Regions from separate parts of the Homo sapiens genome. Here region 1 is linked to region 2. A link is an interaction called in ENCODE POLR2A ChIA-PET data of the cell type or tissue named here. Cell type or tissue: GM12878. All regions are shown on one strand. Links, peaks and the distances in the headings refer to the core of each region. The heading gives the core; the rest is flanking DNA.

Evidence for each region. ChIA-PET counts read pairs that join two places held together with the same protein. Peaks named below come from ENCODE experiments on the same cell type or tissue, not always from the same donor. Only the 100,000 strongest peaks of a DNase experiment are listed, where the experiment ranks them.
Region 1: POLR2A ChIA-PET joins it to region 2 with 15 read pairs; 2 of 35 experiments call an interaction of 5 or more read pairs at or near these places.

What each region holds. Positions count from the first base shown.
Region 1 is chrX:41,659,930-41,670,506 of GRCh38, reverse strand. It overlaps CASK (calcium/calmodulin dependent serine protein kinase), which reads left to right. Exons shown (of 27, transcript NM_001367721.1): 7 at 5,055-5,230; 8 at 9,946-10,068. LOC124905180 (a long non-coding RNA gene) reads right to left here. Exons shown (of 3, transcript XR_007068219.1): 3 at 9,836-10,233. Among named protein-coding and RNA genes, the nearest start is that of GPR34, 24 kb to the left of the region's middle. In GM12878, for the core only: no CTCF peak of the experiment used is centred there; a DNase peak (open chromatin) is centred at 6,012.
Region 2 is chrX:41,894,710-41,905,286 of GRCh38, reverse strand. All of the region lies in intron 1 of CASK (calcium/calmodulin dependent serine protein kinase), which reads left to right. Among named protein-coding and RNA genes, the nearest start is that of CASK, 24 kb to the left of the region's middle. In GM12878, for the core only: no CTCF peak of the experiment used is centred there; no DNase peak of the experiment used is centred there.

The DNA.
Region 1 (10,577 bases), core at 3,585-8,584, 240 kb after region 2:
CCAAAGTGCTGGGATTACAGGTGTAAGCCACTGCACCCAGCCAATAGTTGTATTCTTTAAATAATTTTTTCACCACAGTGCCCTCTAAAATTAAATTACATTCAAATTTTCTTTTAGTTTCACATTCTTTTCCAGTTAATCATTTCCAATAATATGCAAAACTGCAAGCTGAGTATAGTTTCAAAGAATGCTAATTTTTTCCCCTAATTTAAAACTTTCTGTTAGTGATTGGAAGACTGACCAAAGGGTCAGGTAGTAAAGCACAGTTTAATCATAGAATCTCAGGACTCCAAAGGGCCTTAACTTCTCCAGTCTTGTAACTAATGATTGAATTCTTCCATAATATTCCCAAGAAAAGATTGAGTTCTGGTATTAAACCTCAGAGAGCAAAGTAGTCACTACATCCCAAGACAGTTCATTTCATTTTTGGATAACTCCTTAAGTATTAAAAAGCTCATCTTTGCATCTTTCTGTAACTTCTACCCAGTCATCCTAATCCTGACTTTTGAAACCACTCTGAACAATTTTCATCCTTCCGTATGATAACCGTTCATCTGTTTGTAGACAACTACCATGTCCCCCTAGGTCTTATCCAAGTTAACTTCCCTAGGGTGATTTGGCCATTCTTCATATAAACTGGTTCAAAATCTCTTCAGTATCCACAAAGTACAGGGCCTGAACTGAACACTCTAACTACAGGTAGTACAGTACAGCCGATCCAGTGCACAGTAGCATTGGGCTATCACTTTTTTGTGTTCTGGGCCTTAAATTTCCCTCGAGTTCCCCAAATTGCATTAGCTTTTTGGACAACTACATAGCACTGATGGTTCATACTGATCTTGTAATCAAGTGAAAATCCTAAATTATTTTTTAAACAAATGTCACTGTTAAGCTAACTCTCTCAATTCTGGTACTTATACAGATCATTTCTATGTTAAGACTACGTAATTATAACAAATAATTTCTGATGATTATATTACCAAGGTTAATGGGATGAAATGAAATGAATTTATTTTATATGTTATATACTGGCCATATATAATGACTTTGTTTCTGTTGCTCTGGATCTATATCCTGTTGGTATTTAGAATGTCATGTTCTTCGTATTTTATTGTACATCTTGACTGGGGGGGAAAATAGATGCATTATGTTTACCTGGACATTTTCTCCATATTAATCTTTTTCTAAAGTCCATGAACCTTTCACCTAAATTGTTTATTTTTAAAGCTAATTTTGAACTCCCCCCCACCGCCCACCGCTGGTATGTCAGTATTCAAAATGTATTTTTCTCCATGCTTCTAGAATTAAAATACTTCCTGATGGTCAAAATATTGTCATTTCTTAGCACACCTTTTTTTGTATTCTTGAAATAACTGAATGTTACGTTTTAAAAAATAGAATATGAATAAATTAGAGATAAATTATTTCTCTTAGAAAAAGCTTTTCTGCTGTTTAAGGTACTTTTGAAATTTTGGTAATTAAGGTTGGGCACGGTGGCTCATGCCTCTAATTCCAGCACTTTGGGAGGCTGAGGCGGGCAGATTGAGCCCAGGAGTTCAAGACCAGCCTGGGCAACATGGCGAAACCCCATTTCTCCAAAAAGATGCAAAAATTAGCCAGGCATGGTGACAAGAGCCTGTATTCCCAGCTACATGGGAGGATCGCTTGAACCCGGGAGGCAGAGGCTGCAGTGAGCTGAGATCGCACCACTGCCCTCCAGCCTGAGCAACAGAGCAAGACCCTATCTCAAAAAAAAAAAGAAAGAAATTCCGTCAATCATTTAATTATTTATCAACTTTAAAGCAGAAAGCCATTTTCCTGTCAGTTTGAAATCCCAGTCCCTAGTCCTCCAAATAGAAAGGAATTCATTTCTTTATATGTTGCATATAGTAAAAATCATTTAAACATATTTACACTCCCCCTACCTGAAACTCAGCTATTTAGGAAACTTACTTATCCAGAATACAACTAGAAACCTAGAAAATAACTACAATAGCAGCAAAATTATTCCTACCCTTAAAAATCCACTCATGCTCCTCACAATTGAGCATCTAAAGACACTCTCTAAGGCTGACTTGCTCCCATGTTTTAAAAAGTTGTATAGATTCGTGTTCCTTCATACCTTGCACATGCTATTCCTTCTAGTTGGAGTGCCTTTTGTTATTTTATCTATCTGGTTAACTCCTACTGTTCTGGAAGGCTGAGCTAACAATTATCTCCTCTTTAAAGCAGGCTTACCTTCACCATCCCGAGTTGGATAGCCCTATTCCTTCTCTCTATATTCCCATAACTATCTGGGCTACATACCTCCATGTAGCATTGGATGCAGGGACTTACATCAAAGACTGTGATTTGTAAGAGTAAGGGGGACCATGGCTGAGGGTATCTAGGACCTAGCAAGCACTTAGGAAATTGCTATTAAATGAAATAAACTGGTTGCTAGTCAGGTTCTAGTTAATAGCAGATTATAAAAGCAACAAATTAGGAGAACGCAGAACTAAAGCATAGTGAGAGAAAAGAAATAAAAGCCTGACAAAAATATATATGATATATACTGAGCAGACACCAAAACTTGGAAAGCGCAACAGCCTTTCAATATGAAAGAAATCAACTCTTGCATACCTCTGAAGTTCCTGAGGGTGCTTTCTGTTCTACAGCCTAGGTCTTTAATCAGTATCTACAATGACAACTCTGAGTCATCAAGAAAAGGTTAAATTATGAGCAGCATTCTGTGTAAAAGAAGTCAGGAAATTGTAGAAAGCCATACAAAATTATTTAACTAAGGTGGGCACTGTGACTCACACCTGTAATCCCAGCTACTTGAGAGGCCAAGGCAGAAGGATCGCTTGAGCCCAGGAGTTTGAGACTAGCCTGGGGAAAATAGTGAGACTCTGCAAAAAAATTATTAAAACAAAAAGGATTGTGCGCATAAAGATTCAAATCACAATGTATTTAAAAATGTAGCTATTCAGAACAATTCTCCCCCTGAGATTCTGGTAGGAAGGTTTTATTGTATTATCAAAATATATAATATTTAAATATTTGTCCAAAATATCTCAAACTGCCATTTAATTTAGTTTGCTAATTTGTTTCCTTTTCTTAAAATTTTGTGGTCAAAGTCCTAAAAGTCAAGAAGAAGTATCAGCAAAAACAAGGATTTTTAGGAAGTTGGTGTATATTAAAGATTAACTCCAGTCCTTTTTACCTTCTACTGATTTACATGAAATAAAAGAGCCTTCCTCTACATTCTTTCTACCATGGTTTTTCCCCTATCATCTGTGAGCAAATTATTGAACCAAACAACAGGCATCTTCCCGAAGATTGAACACTAATTCTCCAGAATTGGGTAGTCTTCGTCTAGCTAAATGGAGAGAACCTTCTCAGGATGGCTGGGACTGGCCATGGTCGCTCTGATTATTCCCAAGTTAAGGCCCCCATTTTGAGTGGCTTGGCCCAGGAAGTGGTAGGAGTCAAGTTGAGTTTCAAAGCATCATCCAAACTGTCAGCAGGTACCTAACTGGTACCCTGGTACCAATTGAATGATACTGGTTTCCCCTACTCCTGCTAGCTCCTGTCCATCAGAACAAGGCTAATTCTCCAGTGGCCCCTCCCTGTCCAGGCTATTAATGAAGTATGGAAGGCTTAGTTCCCATCCCTGCAGCTTCTTCGTGTTACTTGAGGAAGCAAAATGGGGCAATACAGAAATAAAAGTATTTCTCTAGCCAGGTCCTTCTAGTCAATAGTTTTCACTGATCTATCGTACATTTTAAATGAAAATATTTTCACTACTGGAACCCTGAACTTAAGCTTTTCTATTATGGGGGGAGGAAGGGAAACCATATGATCTGCAGCAAAGGTACATCCTGATACACAAGCTAAGAGCTCTTTTATCTTTCTGCATCCCAACTGAGTTTCATAATCATGAACAGAACTTGATATATTCTCTCTAGCTGAACCAGAAGATCTCTAAGGTCTTTTAAAACCACAGTTCTGAGTTCTAGATAAAGTATTGCACAATCTTCAAACTAAAAATTATCTTGAACTCAGTATGATGAAAGAGAGAGACAGAGGGAGGAAGGGAGGTGGCTGGGCTTGCATATATCTAGAAGAGCTGCCAAGTCTAGTGGGCAGTGCCCCATCCCACAGTGATCTTCCTGCCGGGTACAAGCCTTTCATTCCACAATAGAAGACTTCTTTTGGGATACTGAGTTAAAGATAGTTATGAATGTGCAAACAGCTAGTATCAGATTCCTTACAGAAAGCTAATTTTTGATAGAGAAACAAAAGAAAACTCTTTAAAGAAGATGAAAGTCAAAGAGGATTGAATGGGAGGAGCTTCATAATTTTGCTTTTGTTTATGCCATATATTTGCTCTCATTCTCTTCATATGTTAATGTTAGGAGGAAGCTAAAAACTCCTACTATAACAAAATATTACTAACTATTGTTAATTGCTATAATTAACCCATAAAATCAACTGAACAGGATTTCAGAGTCAAATTCATATTTCAAATAACAGTTCTCAGCATTTGGTTTCATTGGGGAATTTCCATTTGGCAGTCAAGTCATCTTTTTTCCACCGATTTTTTTCTCATGACTTCCTGCCCCCTCCTCTCCTTTCCCCTGCCTCTGCCTCTGCCCAGGGTAGGCCTCCCAACTCTTTCCTGGACAGCTACAGGCTCTGCCTGTTGACTCTTTCACCTGCCTCTGCTCTATATATTTGGTGACTTTCAACCATGTGAAAATTAGAAAATTTAAACTTCTTCATGAGGTAAGAACCACATAAATACCTACTACGTAGCATGCAGAATTCAATAGGGAGTGCCAGTGTACAAGACAGAATACCTATTCTGGGCTCAATGTTTTCAGGAAGCAATTAGATAAGTAATTTTTTTCACCTATGTGAACTTGATTTTATGGAGAGGTGGAGGAGTGGTGAGAGTATATGTATTGGTAAACTTTTTATTTGGATTGTTATTGTTCTATTATTTTTAGTTTTCAAGTGAAAATCCCATTTTATGTAAACATTTTTCCTTAATGTTGTTTTAAATGTAGGACGTGTTGGAACACCTCATTTTATGGCACCAGAAGTGGTCAAAAGAGAGCCTTACGGAAAGCCTGTAGACGTCTGGGGGTGCGGTGTGATCCTTTTTATCCTGCTCAGTGGTTGTTTGCCTTTTTACGGAACCAAGGAAAGATTGTTTGAAGGCATTATTAAAGGAAAATATAAGGTAATGCATCATGAACATTTTCTTTTTCCATTGAGATTAATTTATCCTGAAAAATGTTTTTTTGAAGTTACTGTCTGTCTTTGCCCACTAATTGACTGCCAGGTAGTTACCCCATCAGAGAAAAGGTCTTTGCTTACATCATTGATCCAGTGGCCTTGGTAGGCAACATAGGCCTCAAGTAAATTTCTGAGTCATTGTCAGCTGAGCTATCACCCTGGTGAAGAAAACATTTATGAACCTTCTTTGTGTAATTTGAGAAAGGGGCTTCATTTTTAAAGCCTTCTGCTTAATTTGTAAAGTTAAAATGGAATTTCATCCAGGTATAATTTTAGTCATTCTTTATCTTAATTTTAAATTTAGGCCAGCACAGCTGAAAACATTTGCCATTTACATTCCAGGATAAACTGAAATGCCAGGATGACAACTGCATTTCATGATACAATATAGAGGCATTTCAGTGTGGCTTAAACATTCCTATTCTTCTTTGGCTATTAGGTGTTGGCAGCCTCATGTACTATCACAGACTTGTGATTAGTAAATCATTACTTTAACTAGTAAAAAATTGAAAATTCATTACTGACTTTATGAATAGCGATATCACAAACACCTAAGGACTTCTTGGAAATAAGTAAGCTTAAAGTTGATTTCACTACCCCAGCTTTTAGACTCCTTTGCCCTGTCCCACAAGGTACGACTGACAGTGACTAGGAGGCTGGGCATGGGAAGCATGGGGATGTGTGTGTCTGGGTATCAGGTTAAGGCTGTTTAAGTTGGGGAAATTCTTTTTCCTCTCATTATTACTGAAACTCATACTTTCTATTCAACCTCATCACTGTTTCATTTTCAGCCATGACTGACAACATAAAACCAAAAACATGTGTATGTAACACTGGACTCTAAAACTATGAGGCCCCTAAAGTTTTCTCTTCAATTCCTCGGTAATGTTAGAATTTTATATGGGACTTGGAAAAATAAAATTTAAAAAGAAGAAAAGTAAAGTGGTTCCAGAGTTACAGTCTTATCCTTTTAAGCCATAACTGAAGTTTATGGAGATGAGAATGGTATATACTTTTGTTGGTTTATTTACCTCACTCACCATCAGTTTATGAGTGCATATAAGTTTGTCTTTTGTTTTAGTTAGTTTAAGATATATACCAAAACTCTGTTAACAGAGAAAGATGTTTTCAGTGTAGCATATTCTGCTCCTCCCAGAGTCAGCTGGCCACTGGGGAATAAAATCAATACTTACCAGGTAACTAAATGTCTCAGGAAACTGCTTGTAAGTAGTCATCCCTCTTCAATCCAGGGAAGTTGTAAGTTGCTCTCAGGAATGCACAGCCAAATTCTGGTTGAATTTAGCCAAGTGAAATCACAGATACTAACGTTTTAAAAGAAACATGATTAGTGATACATCAGCATAATAATAATACTAGCAATAATGATAGCTAACTCAGGCATAGCACATAGCATAGCATACTTTACATAAGTAAAGTGCTTAGAATAGTTTAATTCATTTAACCCTCACAGCAACTTGTGAGGTAGGTACCATATAATAATAATCCCCCACCTGCGTTTTTGAGTTATAGGCATTTGCTAATAATAGAATTCTTCCTTTGTGTTTGTTCAGTTGTTAACTTCCTAGTTTCCAAGGCAATGTGCTTCATTCCAACAGACTCTGGTATTTTATTTCGTCTATTTTTAAAACATTGAATAGTTATTTTTGTTTCTTGGTAAAAAGACTTAGACTATTCACATATGTGCAAAAATTAAGTCATTTAAAAATTCCCTCTTCCTAGTATTATAGTAAGTCAGATGGATGGTGGCAGCTACATCATAATTTTTTTTTGTACCTGGGGTTTGAAGCTTTGAGGTTAATAATTTATTTACTTTTTTACTTGGCTAACCTCACCTCTCATTTATCTTCAGGACTTTCCTTACAAAAAGCCTAGGTTTTCACCACCTTAGTTTGAAGTATAGATCCATCTCTACCATCTATGATGAATCTCGGCCTTTTTCTTTTAGTATACTGTCATATGATTCTGTCAGCATTTATTTTTCTATCTTTTATTATCAAAAATTTCGAACAAAAATAGTAGAGAGAATAGTATAATGAGCTCCCAGCTTCAGTAACACAGACAATCTTGTTTTATCTGTATTCAACATATTATTACATTATTTTAAAGCAGATCTCAGCTGGGCTCACTTGAGCTCAGGAGCTCAAGACCAGCCTGGGCAACATAGGGAGACCTGGTCTCTACAAAGAGTACAAAAATTAGCCAAGTGTGGTGGCACACACTTGTAATTTCAGCTACTTGGAAGGCTGAGGTGGCAGGATTACCTAAGCCTGGGAGGTCAAGGCTGCAATGAGCCATGATCACACCACTGCACTTCAGCCTGGGCAGCAGAGCAAGACCCTGTCTTCCCAAAAAAAAAAAAAAAATAGATTTCAAAAAAATTATTTCATCACCTTGGTGGTTCTTTTTTGAGACAGAGTCTTGCTCTGTCACCCAGGCTGGAGTGCAGTGGCACGATCTTGGCTCACTGCAACCTCCCCCTCCCAAGTTCAGGTGATTCTCGTGACTCAGCCTCCCGAGTAGCTGGGATTACAGGCGCATGCACCACGACACCCAGCCAATTTTTGTATTTTTAGTAGAGACGGGGGTTTCACCATGTTGGCCAAGCTGGTCTCAAACTCCTGGCCTCAAGTGATCCACCTGCCTCGGCCTCCCAAAGTGCTGGAATTACAGCTGTGAGCCACCGCACCCGGCCACATTTCATCACCCTAATGGTTCTGAGCAAAAGAACTATTAACAAAATTCTTGATCTCTATGGATATTTTAAAGAAAAGTTTGATGACACCTTTTAAATGCAGTACTTTTTTTTTCTTTTTTTACCTCCAGCAGTTGCAAATGTGAGACCACATTAGAAAATACTGTTTCACTGGAGTATATGCTAACACTTAACCTCAATTAACTTCTTTGTAAAGGGCAAAAATATATTTCCCAAACCATATATAAGAAGTGTAATGTCATATCATTATTACAGATAACCAGTTAGTATATACACAGCAAGATTCTAAGCTGCTATGGGTTTGGTATTCAAATAAGTAAGATTGTTTTATAGCCTTATTTTGTTCCCCCGTATAGATTCAATCTCCCCAATTTGTTTTAGCTACTCTTCTCAGCTGAAGGAATAGAAAATCCTGTGTTGGACTGTCTTGTAAAAAGGACAAGGGAGTATCCTTCTAAACCTCTACTCATTTCAGAAATCTTACCACCCCTTTCAGATGATTTCTCAACCACTTTGTCAAGGAAAAATTATTCAGACTTTAAAGAGCACATTCGCTCCAGGATAGGGAGAGGAAACAAGTCTACCCAAGCCCTGTCTAATCACTTACCTCATTTCAAACTGGTCAGTTGACCACAATTTCACTAGGATGAAAAGTGTGGGATTTCATCCCTCCCAAAGTGTGGGATTACAGGCATGAGCCACTGTGCCCGGCTGGATAATGATAATTAAACAGCCTTATGGCATTAGTCTTAATGGGATTTGACAAGCAGAAGTGGCTACTATTTGAAATTCTGCCTGTTGGGGGGAAAAATGAAGCACACTTCAATTTTAAGGGCTATCCCCAACATAAAGACACTTTTCACTCCCCATCTTCAAGTACAAAGTCTCACATTAGTCAGAGCTAATGCTAGCCCTTGCTCAAATTGTGATGATTCATTTATACTGCAGTGCAAGTACTGCAGTTTCATTTGGCTTTAAAATGTTGTGGAGTTTATTCTTCATCTTTCTTCCTTAGAAGGTGATGTAGGTCTCTGCCTGTTAAAGCCATGGCTTTGCTTGAAGGTCCTGGCACTGGGTAGCTCACATAAACTCACCCCATCAGTAAACCTGTTGATATTGAACAAGGAATGAGACCCTACTCTGTCTCTGTCTCCTTTCCCCACTTGCCTTCCCAACCCCATGCCCTAACCACTCTGATTTTTTTTTAAATGATTCTGGGTCTCAGACATATCCCTTTTCCCAGGAGCCTTCTAGCACTTGGCTCACAGATCCACAGCCTTTCTCATAAGTCCTGTGTCTTTTGAACAATTCATAATTATTTTTGTTTGATTTTAATCAATATACCATGTGGCTTAGTTGTCTCATCTCTAAAAGAGACAAAAGTAACTTCACTGAGGACAGTATTCAAGCAAATCTGTTATTCTGTGGGACCTACGGTAGTAGAATACTTTTTCCTAAACACCGAAGTTGATATGCAGTGACCAAAATATCCTATTAAAAACTTTGCACAGTTCACAATTATTGCTAACCTCGATTTTTTAAAACATATCTTAAAAATATTTCTTTAAAAATTTTAAGTTTTATTTTAGTTCTTTCTGGATCGATGTATTCTAGTCTCCCTAGCTAAGGATCTAAAGATAGAAACTGGAATAATGAACATTCTAGTCTTCAATTATTGAAAATATTATCACTTACATAACAAGAATATGGGTATGGAATATTTACTAACACAAATTCTTATGTAGTAAAGAACAACAGAAGAATTGCATTTGTCCTTTTCTTAGAATGCAAGCCTTTAGAATCAAATTTCTGTTCTTTGCTCTCAGAATTTTATTCACATTGAAGCAATATAGGAATATTAAATAATAGTGAATGTTAATGTCTCATTTAAGGTAACTATGTAGTTTTCCTTTCCTCCTCCTCAGATGAATCCAAGGCAGTGGAGCCATATCTCTGAAAGTGCCAAAGACCTAGTACGTCGCATGCTGATGCTGGATCCAGCTGAAAGGATCACTGTTTATGAAGCACTGAATCACCCATGGCTTAAGGTACATGAGCATTCACAGGTCACCTTCTACACTTTGTCTGAACACTTCCAGTGACAGGAATGCGTTGCTCTATGAGATGGTCCTTTTTACCTTTTCTTTTTTCTGAGCAGTTTTCATTAGTTTTTTTCATCTTGTTTGCTGTTCCTGCACATCATCTGTGAACATCTGAATAGAAGACATACCATTTGAGTGTCATGCAGCTATCAGAGGGTAAAAAACAGGATTAAGACAGAATATATCAGGGGAAGGCCTCTTTTTTCTCTGCCAACATGTGTTCCAAAGATATGCAACATCAACAACTGAAGTAATACCATGTTATAATAAATTAACTATCTTTATTTTGGGTGTGACTGTGTGCTTTATAGCATTAACTATTTTTCAGTAGATACTAGGTATAAATTTTCTGTCTTAGGAAAACGGCAGGTTTTTTTTTTTTTTTTTAGACAAGGTCTGACAACATTGCCCAGGCTGGAGTACAGTGGCACCATCTCTACTCACTGCAACCTCTG
Region 2 (10,577 bases), core at 1,919-6,918:
AGAGTTTCCATACAGCCCAACAATTCCATTCCTAGGTATGTGCCCAAGAGAATTAAAAATGTATATTTACACAGAAACTTATACATGAACATTCATAGCAGCATTTCATAATAGCCAAAAGGTGAAAACAACCCCAGTGTCCATTAATGGATGAATGGATAAACAAAATGTGGTAGTTGCACACAATGGAATATCATTCAACTATAAAATAAATTAAGATAAAGACGCATGTGTATGTTCATCACAGCACTATTCATAATAGCAAAGGCATGTAATTGACCTAGATGCCTGTCAACAGTGGACTGGTTAAAGAAAATGTGGTACATATATACTGTGGGATACTATGCAGCCATAAAAAAGAATAAGATTATATCCTTTGCAGTAACATAGATGGAGCTGGAGGCCATTATTCTGAGTGAAGTAACACAGGAAGAGAAAACCAAATACCACATGTTCTTACTTATAAGTAAGAGATAAACATTGAGCCCACACAGACACAAAGAAGGGAACAGTAGACACTGGGGCCTACTTGAGGGTGGAGCATTAGGATCGAAAAATTGTAGGATACTATGCTGATTACCTGGGTGACAAAATTATCTGTACACCAAACCCCTGTGATATGCAATTTACCCATGTAATATGTATCCCCTGAACCTAAAATAAAAGTTGGAAAGAGGAAAAAAAAAGATCACTTTGGGAAGAATTGATAGCTTAAATTATTGTGTCATCCAATGTATGAACAAGGTATATCTCTATTATTTGGGTATTGTTTAATTTCTCTCAGCAGTGTTTTGTAGTTTTAAAAGTACAAGTCTTGTACATCTTTTGTCACATTCTTAAATATTTCATATATTATGCTGTGGTAAATCTGTTTTTCATTTGAATTTCTGATTGATTGTTGTTAGTATATAGAAATGTAATTGATTTTTTGTATGTTACTCTTATGTCCTGCAACTTTGCTAGATTCACTTATTCTAGTAGAATGATGTATATTGCATTGGATAGTCTACATAGATGATCATATCATCTGTGTATAAAGACTTCCTTTCCCCAAAAAAAGAAATAAAGTACAGATACATGGTGCAACATGCATTAACTTCAAAAACATTATGCTGAGTAAAAGATGCCAAACACAAAAGACCACATATTGTATGATTTCATTTTTAAGAAATGGCCTCAGTAGGTAAATCTGTTGATATAGACACTAGATTAGTATTTACTAGGGACTGGGAGGAGGAGAGTGTGGGCAGTGACTACTAATAGGTATGGGGTTTCATTCTGAGGTTATGAAAATTTTAATGGAATTTAGGTAGTTCTTAGTGATCAAGGCACAACTTTGTGAATATACTAAAAACCACCAGATTGTATACTTAAAAAGGGTGAATTTTATGGTATGAATTATATCTCAATAAATGTTATTTTTAAAAATTCAGTTCCTTAGTTACTTTAGCCACATTTCAGTTGCTCAGTAGCTACATGTGGCTAGTGACTGCATGGTAGACAGTGCAGATTTAGAACGTTTCCATCATCACAGAAAGTTCTGTTAGACAGCACTGATCTAAGAGTCTCAATCTGAGACCAAAAAATAAAGGAAGAAAAACCAGTCTAAAAAACACAGGGAGTGGAGAACAGATTATGTTCTGAAGAAATGTTACTTTGGGGTAATTTTACCCTTTGTTGCCCTTTGACTGTTCTACTAGGAGTCCTCAACATGATTTTCATTTTATTCTCAAAACAAATGCCTGTGGTAGGTACTGTTATACTCATGTTTTATAATTGAATTATATGAGTTTTAAGATATTTGTGTAGTAAGGGTAGAGCAAAATTTCTAACCTAGGTACATAATCTCTGTTACATTGTTTACCTCTGTTTATGGTATTTGATTTTCTTACCAACCATCCTTCACTCCCACTTTGTTGCTAGCCCACTAGAGCTATTTTCAGTACCCTAAATGCACAGTTCTTTTTGTGCCATAGCAGATGCTAGCCCTCCTTCCTCCTTCTGCCGTCTCCCAACACTAGTATGTGCATGTGCACACATTTACTGGCCCCACTTACCTGAAAGTGTGGTGCACATCTCTCTTCCTTTGTGAAGCTATCTGATACCACAGTTTTAGGGGCTACTCTCTCACCTGGTTAAGGTTACATAATGTCGCAAGATATAAGCAAGAATGCTGACAGGATTCTTGTTGTGACACTATGACACATTGAGCCCAATTCATAGCTGCTGTGTTGGTGACTCTAACAGGGAAGTGGTCTTCTAGTCCAGGCCCTTGGCTCCCATTTATACATTATCTCCTTTCCATTCACAGCCTTCTTTAATCCCCACCCACACTGCTACAGTACCTGACTGAACTTTGCCTTTCTTTGCCTCTTCATATGTTTTTCTGCTTAAGCTTTTTGAACCTGATGAGATACTGCCATGTTTTTATATTTTTCTGCTCATAAAACCCTTAATGGTAAAAAGATACCTGATTGAATTCTGAAGTGCTTTCATGGCTTTGCCTGATTCTGAGGTCATATTTTCTAACTTTATGCTAACATCAGTTTACTCTCTGGTTTTATATGGAGCATGTACTCCTGTAGCTTCTGAAGAAAGGTTTAATGGGAAGCAAATTTTGAGACTACATGTAGTAGGCTAAATCATGGCCCACCAAAGATGTACACATCCTAATTACTAGAACCTGTGAGTATGTTACTTTACATGGTAAAAGGATCTTTGCAGATCTTATTAAATTTAGGATTTTGAGATGGGGGATTATCCCAGAATATTTGGATGGACCCAGTTTAATCACAAGGGTCCTTATAAGAGGAAGGCAGGAGGGTCAAAGTAAGTAAAAGGAGACACGACAATGGAATCAACCAGAGTTTGGAGTGATGCACTTTGAAGATGGAGGAAGAGGGCCACAAACCGGGGAATGCAGGCAGCTTCAAGAACATGGAAAAGCTTCTCCCCTGAAGCCAACATCTTGATTTGAGATTTCTGACCTCTGATCAGAACTGTAAGAGAATAAATTTGTGTTGTTTAAAGCCACTAAGTTTGTGGTAGTTTATTACAACAGTAGTAGGAAATTATGAATACACCATGTATAAAAATGTCATTATGCCCTTTAACTTGATTGATAGTTTATGTAGACCTAATATATATGTACACATACTAGTCTCCATGGCTCCATGCTGCAGTGGACCCAGGACCCAGGCCCACCATCCATGGACTCAGGTTCCAAACCCACCCCAGCAGACTTGGCCTCCAGACTCACCCTGGCGGATCCGGGCTCCAGGATCATCCCTGGTTGTCTCAGACTCCAGGCCTGCCCCTGCAGACCCAGTCTTCAGGCCTACCTTCGTGATCCCAGGCACCAAGCCTGCGTCCTTGAATCCAGGTGCCAGGCTCATTCTAGCACCAGGCTAGTCCCTTAAGACTCAGGCTCAAGGCCCAGTGCAGCACCAGATTGAGCTTTATGGACCCAGGATTCACACTGGCCCCTGTGAATACAGGCTTTAGGCCTGCCCTGCATGCCCAGCTGACAGGCTTGACAGGCTTACCTGAGTGGACCCTGGCACTAGGCTGTTCCCCATGCACACCAGGATTGAGATCCACCCTAGCAAACTCAAGCCGTAGGCCTGTCCTAATGGACCCAAGTTTCAGGATAGCCCACCTGAAAACTCCAGCAGCAAGCCCCCCTGCCAGACAGCCCTCCGGAATTTCTGGACAGGCTGACTGGTAAAAGGCTTTTCCTGCCAAAGCCAGTCTGTGAAGACTGCAAGTGCCTACTTCTTCTTCTTTTTTTTTTTTTTTCTGAGACAGGGTCTCACTCTGTTGCCCAGGCTGGAGTATAGTGGAGTGATCACAGCTCACTGCAGCCTTGACCTCTCAGGCTCAAGCAATACCACTGCCTCAGCCAATCCTACTGCCTCAGCCTCCTGAGTAGCTGGGACCACAGGCAAGTGCCAACAGGCCTGGCTAATATTTGTATTTTTTGTAGAGACAAGGTTTCTTCAAGTTGCCCAAGCTGGTCCTCAAGCAACCCACCCGCCTTGGCCTCTGAAGTGCTGGGATTACAGGCGTGAACCACCATGCCCAGCCAAGTGCCTGCTTTGTAAAATGTGCAGACACTAATGCAAAACTGCAAGGATCACCGATAATCAGGGAAACATGACATCACCAGAGGAACAAAATGAAGCACCGGTAACCAGTCATAAAGAAATGGACATCTATGAATTGACTGATAAAGAATTCAAGGCCAGGTGCAGTGTCTCGCATCTCTAATCCCACCACTTTGGGAGGCCAAGGTGGGTGGATCACTTGAGGTCAGGAGTTTGAGACCAGCCTGGCCAACATGGTGAAACCTCATCTCTACTAAAAATACAAAAATTAGCCAGGTGTCATGGCATGCGCCTGTAATCCCAGCTACTCGGGAGGCTGAGGCAGGAGAATTGCTTGAACCTGGGAGGCAGAGGTCACAGTGAGCCGAGGTCATGCCACTGCACTCCAGCCTGGCTGACAGAGCAAGACTCCATCTCAAAAAAAAAAAAAAAAAAAAAAAAGATTTCAAAATAATCAAATAATCATCTTAAAAGAAGTTCAGTGAGTTAAAAGAGAATATAGATGGACAACAAAATCAGGAAAATAATACACAAACAATATGAGAAGTTCAACAAGGAAACCTCAAAAAAAAAAAAAAAAAGAACCAAACAGAAATTCTAGAGCTGAAGAACACAGTGTCTGAACTGAAAAATTCCACAGAAAGCTTCAATAGTAGACTTGAAGTAGAAGAAAAAATTAGTGAGCTCAAAGATGGTCATTTGAAACTACCCAGTTAGAGGAAGAAAAAGACAACTAAATGAAAAAGAGTGAAGACAGCCTATGGGAGTTATGAGGTACCATCAAACAAAGCAATAAATGCATATGAGATTTCCAGATGAAGCAGAGAAAGAAAAAGGGGAAGACAGCTTAAAGAAATAATGACAGAAAATGTCCCAAATCTGGAGACATGAATGAACATCCAGATCCATGAAGTCCAAAGAACCTCCAACTAGATTAAAGAGATCTTCACTGAGACACTTTATAATCAAATTCTCAAAAGTCAAAGATAATTTCAAAAGCATCAAGAGAAAAGCAAACCATCACCTACAAGGAAACCTCTATAAGACTATCAGTGGATTTCTCAGCAGAAACTTTCCAGGCCAGGAGAGAATGGGATGATATATTCAAAGCGCTGAAAGAAAAAAAAAAAAAACAAAACAAAAAACCTGCCAACCATGTATTATATACCTGGAAAGGCTGTTTTTCAGAAATGAAGTAGAGATAAAGACTTCCCTGTGGGAGTTCATGTCCCACTAGACCTACTTTACAAGAAATGCTAAAGGGAGTTCTTCAAGTTGAAACAAAAGGACTCTAACAACACGAAAACATATGAAAGTGTAAAACTCACTATAAAAGTAAGAATATAGTTAAATTCAAAATACTCTAATGCTGTAATGATGGTGCATAAATCTCTCTTAATTCTATTATAAAAGTTAAAGACAAATATTAAAAATGACTATAGTTGCAATAATTTGTTGATATGCAATATATACAAGCTGTAAATTGTGACATCAATAATAGTGGGGCAGAGGAGAAAAAGTGTCGTACTTTTATATGTGGTTGAAGTTATCAATGTAAGATATTTTATAATTATAAGATGGTTTATGTACACCTCATGGCACAAAGAAAAAATCTGTAGTAGATTCACAAAAGATAAAGGAATCAAAGCATTCTCTTACAGAGAAATCATCAAATCAGAAAGGAAGGGACAAGAGAGGAAGAGTGGAACAAAGGAACTACAAAACAGAAAACAAGGTATCAGTAGTGAGTTTTTACCCATCAATAATTACTTTAAATGGCTTAAATTCTTCAATCAGAAGACACAGAATGAATGACTGGATAAAAAGAAATAAGACTCAACCATATGCTACCTACAAGAAACTCACTTTAGTTTTAAGGACACACATAGGCTGGAAGTGAAGTGGAAAAAGATATTCTGTGCAAATGGTAACCAAAAGAAATAGAGGTGGCTATATTTATATAAAACAAGATAGACTATTAAGTCAAAAACTGTCACAAGAGACAAAAAGGATAATTTTATAATGATAAGGGGTCAATTCATCCAGACGATACAACAATTATAAAATATATATGCACCCAACATCAGAACATTTACATATATAAAGCAAATATTAATAGAAGTGAAGAGAGAAGTAGATAGCAATACAATAATACTAGCAGATTTTAATACCCCACTTTCAACAATGCACAGAAAATCAATAAGGAAATAGCAGATTTGTACTACACTGTAGGCCAAATGGATCTAAGAGTCATCTGCAGAATATCTTATCCAACAGTAGCAGAATACGATGTTCTTTTCAAGTGTGCATGGACCAGTCTCTAGGATAGATGATATGTTAGGCTACAAAACAAGTCTTAACAAATTTAAGAAGATTGAAATCATACCAAGTGTTTTTTTCTGACCACAGTGGTATGAAACTAGAAATCAAAAGAAAACGGAAAATTCCTAAATATGTGGAAAGTAGACAACACACTCCTGAACAACCAGTGGATCAAAGAAGAAATTGTAAGGAAAATAAAATCTTGAGGCAAATGAAAATGGAAACACAACATACCAAAACTTATGGGATGCCATGAAAGCAGTTCGAAGAGAGAAGCTTATAATGATAAATAGCAATACATGAAGAAAAAAGAAAGATCTCAAATAGACAACCTAACTTTACACCTTGAGGAACTAGAAAAAGAACAAACTAAGCTCGAGGCCAAAAAAGGAAGGAAATAATAAAGATCAATGCAGAAATAAATGAAATAGAGACTAGAAAAACAATAGAAGTTATCAACAGAACTGAGTTGGTTTTTTGAAAAGTAAAATCAACAAATCTTTAGCTAGACTGAGAAAAAGAGAAGACTCAAAATTATAAATAAAAGAGACATTGCAACTTAAAGAGATACAAAGGTTTATAAGAGACTACTATAAACAATTATATACCAACAAATTTGATAGCCTAGAAGAAATTGACAAATTACTAAAAATACAGCCTATCAAGACTGGATCATGAAGAAATAGAAAATCTGAACAGACCTATAATGAGAAAGGAGATTGACTTAGTAATCAAAAACCTCCCCCAAAAGAAACTCCCAGAACCTATGGCATCAGTGGCAAATTCTGTCAAACCTGTAAAGAGGAATTAATGCCAGTCCATTTTAAACTCTTCCAAAAAATTGAAGAGGGAATACTTCCAAACTCATTTTATGAAGCCAGCATTACCCTGATGCTAAAGCTAGACAAGGACAGTACAAGAAAAGAAAATTACAGAAAATACAAGAAAAAAATTCCTGATGGATATAGATGCCAAAGTCCTCAACAAAATACTAGCAAGCCGAATTCAACTGCATATTAAAATCATGCATGCTTGGTACAACAGATATATCTGAAGAGACTCTTTTCTCTATGGTTGGTTTCTTCTTGATCATCACTACCTCTTAGTGTACAGGAAGCTCAAAATATTACTGTGTGACCTTAACAAAATAAATTTACTTCTCTGGTCTTTAGGTTTTTTTCAATGGGAAAATGGGAAGGTTGGCTCCATTAGTTTCTAAAGTCCCTTTGAGCTCTGAAATGAGTAATTTTATAATTTCTAAGTGTTTAATTCATCAACTACATGACTTTACCTTTTTTCTTCATTACCTGTCAAATTCACTTAAAAACTATTATCACACTTCATTTGCTTTTTAATAAATTTCTGACAGCATGAATGGGAGAAAAAAAGGGACTATACAGCATGATCAAAGAAGATTTATCCCTGGAATGCAAGGATGGTTCAACATATACAAATTGATAAATCACATTAACAGAATAAAGTACAAAAACCATATGATCATCTCAATAGATGCAGAAAATATGTTTGACAAAATTCAAAATCTTTTCATGATAAAACTCTCAAGAAATTAGGTGTAGAAAGAACATACCTTAACACAATAAAGGCTGTATATGACAGGCCCACAGCTAACATCAACACTCAATACTGAAAAGCTGAAAGCCTTTTTTCTAAGATTAGGAAGACAAGGATATCCACTCTCACCACTTATAGTCGGGATAATATGGGAAGTCTGTCCTAGCCAGAGTACACAAGAAAAATGCATCCAAATCAGAAAGGAAGAAATAAAATTTTCGGTTTGCAGATGACTTAAAATTATATATCAAAAACTCTTAAAACTCCACCAAAAAAACCTGTTAAAACTAATAAGCAAATTCACTAAAGTGGCAGATACAGAGTCAACCTACAAAAATTAATAGTGGGGGAGGAGGGAGTAGGGATGGTTAATGGTCACCAAAATATAGTTAGATAGAATGAATAAAATCTAGTGTTTGATAGCACAACAGGGTGATTACAGTCAACAATAATTTATTGTACATTTGAAAATAACTAGAAGAGTATAATTGGAATATTTGTAACACACAGAAATGATAAGTGCTTGAGGTAATGGATATCCCATTTACCCTGATGTGATTATTGTGCCTCTATCAAAATATCTCACATACCCTATAAATCTCTACACCTACGTACCCATAAAAATTAAAAATTAAAAACAATAGCATTTGTATGCACTAGCAATGAACTGAGAAAGAAATCAAGAAAGTCTGATCTACAATAGAATCAAAAATATATAATTCATTTCTAAGAGGTTTTTTTGTTCTCTCTTCTTGTATATAGCTTCAAGATTTTGTTTCTTATATGCTATGTCTAATGTCCTCCAAGAGAAAGAGAGGGAAATGGAATTATAATTAACATTGTCTTTTCCCTATATTATCTGTTTTCTCTTATTTTCTTTTTTCCTGTTTTTTAGCTTTGGTACTTGTCTGTCTTTCATGTTAGAGGTGTTTCTCAAGCATCTTCAGCTGTTTGTTGCTATTAAGGAAAAGTTTATTGGAAACTGTGTTCATGACTGTGGCTTGTTCAGTGATGGACCTCATGTGGTGTGATTGAGGGAAACCTGGCTATTTATGGGGAGCCTATCAGTTCTTTTTTCTTAAGCCAGTCAGCTTTTCTAAATAGGATTTCTAAATTGAATCTTTTGTGGGAGGGAGTTTGGGAGTAATAAGCTCATGTCTAGGGCTGGATCCTTAATCATTGGCTGCAAAGACTTATTTAACCCTTGTTTTCAGTAAGGCATCCCATTTTTGTTCTCAGTTATGGCTGGTGTTCCTGAGTTCAGGGGCTCTGATTCAACCTCTCCAGAGAGTAACTTAAGCCCTCTGCTATGTGGAGAAAAGGCAGTTGCCAGATGCTCTGGTTGGAGTGAGAGTATGTGAAAATCTTACTTCTCTTTTTTAAACAATTTTTCAGCATCCCCCCACCACTTGCTTTAAAAAAAAGGATTATTTTCTTCAAATGTGCCCATAAGCTGCAATTCCTGAGCTTTTACCTTCTGTTCTTCCAGGGCACTCAGGAGTGAACTGGCTTACTTGCCTCAATTTAGATTCCCCCACTGCAGGTACTTGGCACAAAGAAGAAAGATACAATCAAGTCAGTTACCTCTTTTCCAAATGCTTTTCATTTTAAATTTTGTGGGCCTATCTCCTTTGCTGTCATCATCTCCCCACGCTCTTCATCTTGTTGGTTTATATCTTTTCTAATTCTTCAGTCTTTTGATTTGTAGAGGGAGTTAGATAAATGCTTGTATCTGATCAGTTATGTTTAAACAAAAGCGCCTCCCTCCCTTGACACCTTCTCTTTTTCTTGGACTTCTGTTTCTTAGACTGTTTCCACCATTAGAATAAGAGCTTGTCAAGGGCAGGAACCAGGGTATTTAATAGCTCCAGCATTTGTATAATGCCTGGAGTATAGTAGGATTATTAAATAAATGAACATACCTTTATTTTCAATTATAGATTTCTCTGACTTGAGAAATAATTTCAAATAAAACAGTGAAGTCTCTCTTACAGATAAGTTCGGAAGCTCTCCTCTTTCCTCGATTCTTGCTTATTTTTATCCACAGTGCGTCTCGTGAAGGAAAAGAATGGATCATTCTTTCTTGATTTCCTCGTTGGTAAAGTATTTGGCTTTAAGAGCTATTCAAATGAATGTGCAAAGTAAGAGTAAGTTGGGTGTATTTCTAGCACTAAGTTGTTGAGGTTCTAGAAAGGTAGTTTTGTGCCTTCTAGATACCATGTCTGCCTTTCCTAATGAGCCTGGTATGTATACTATTCTGCCTAGCATAACTAGGAGCAATAGGATAGAGAAGTGGGATATACCATTTCAAAGATTCACTGATGCTGCTTAGAAACAAAAATCTAAATGAAAACCAATGTACATAAATTAGATAATTCACATATACCATTAGAAATTCCACTTAAAGTCAGTACTGCTAGAAACCTTGTCATTACCTTGCTTTAAATGCTAAGCGCTTTCTGATTAATTCTTTTTCAGTTTATTTACCTGGGAGGTATTCGATCTAAGCACCAGCATCCCTGCCCCCACTTTTATCTATTAATATTTACAGGTTTTTCCCTCTTTGAAGCTCCCTAT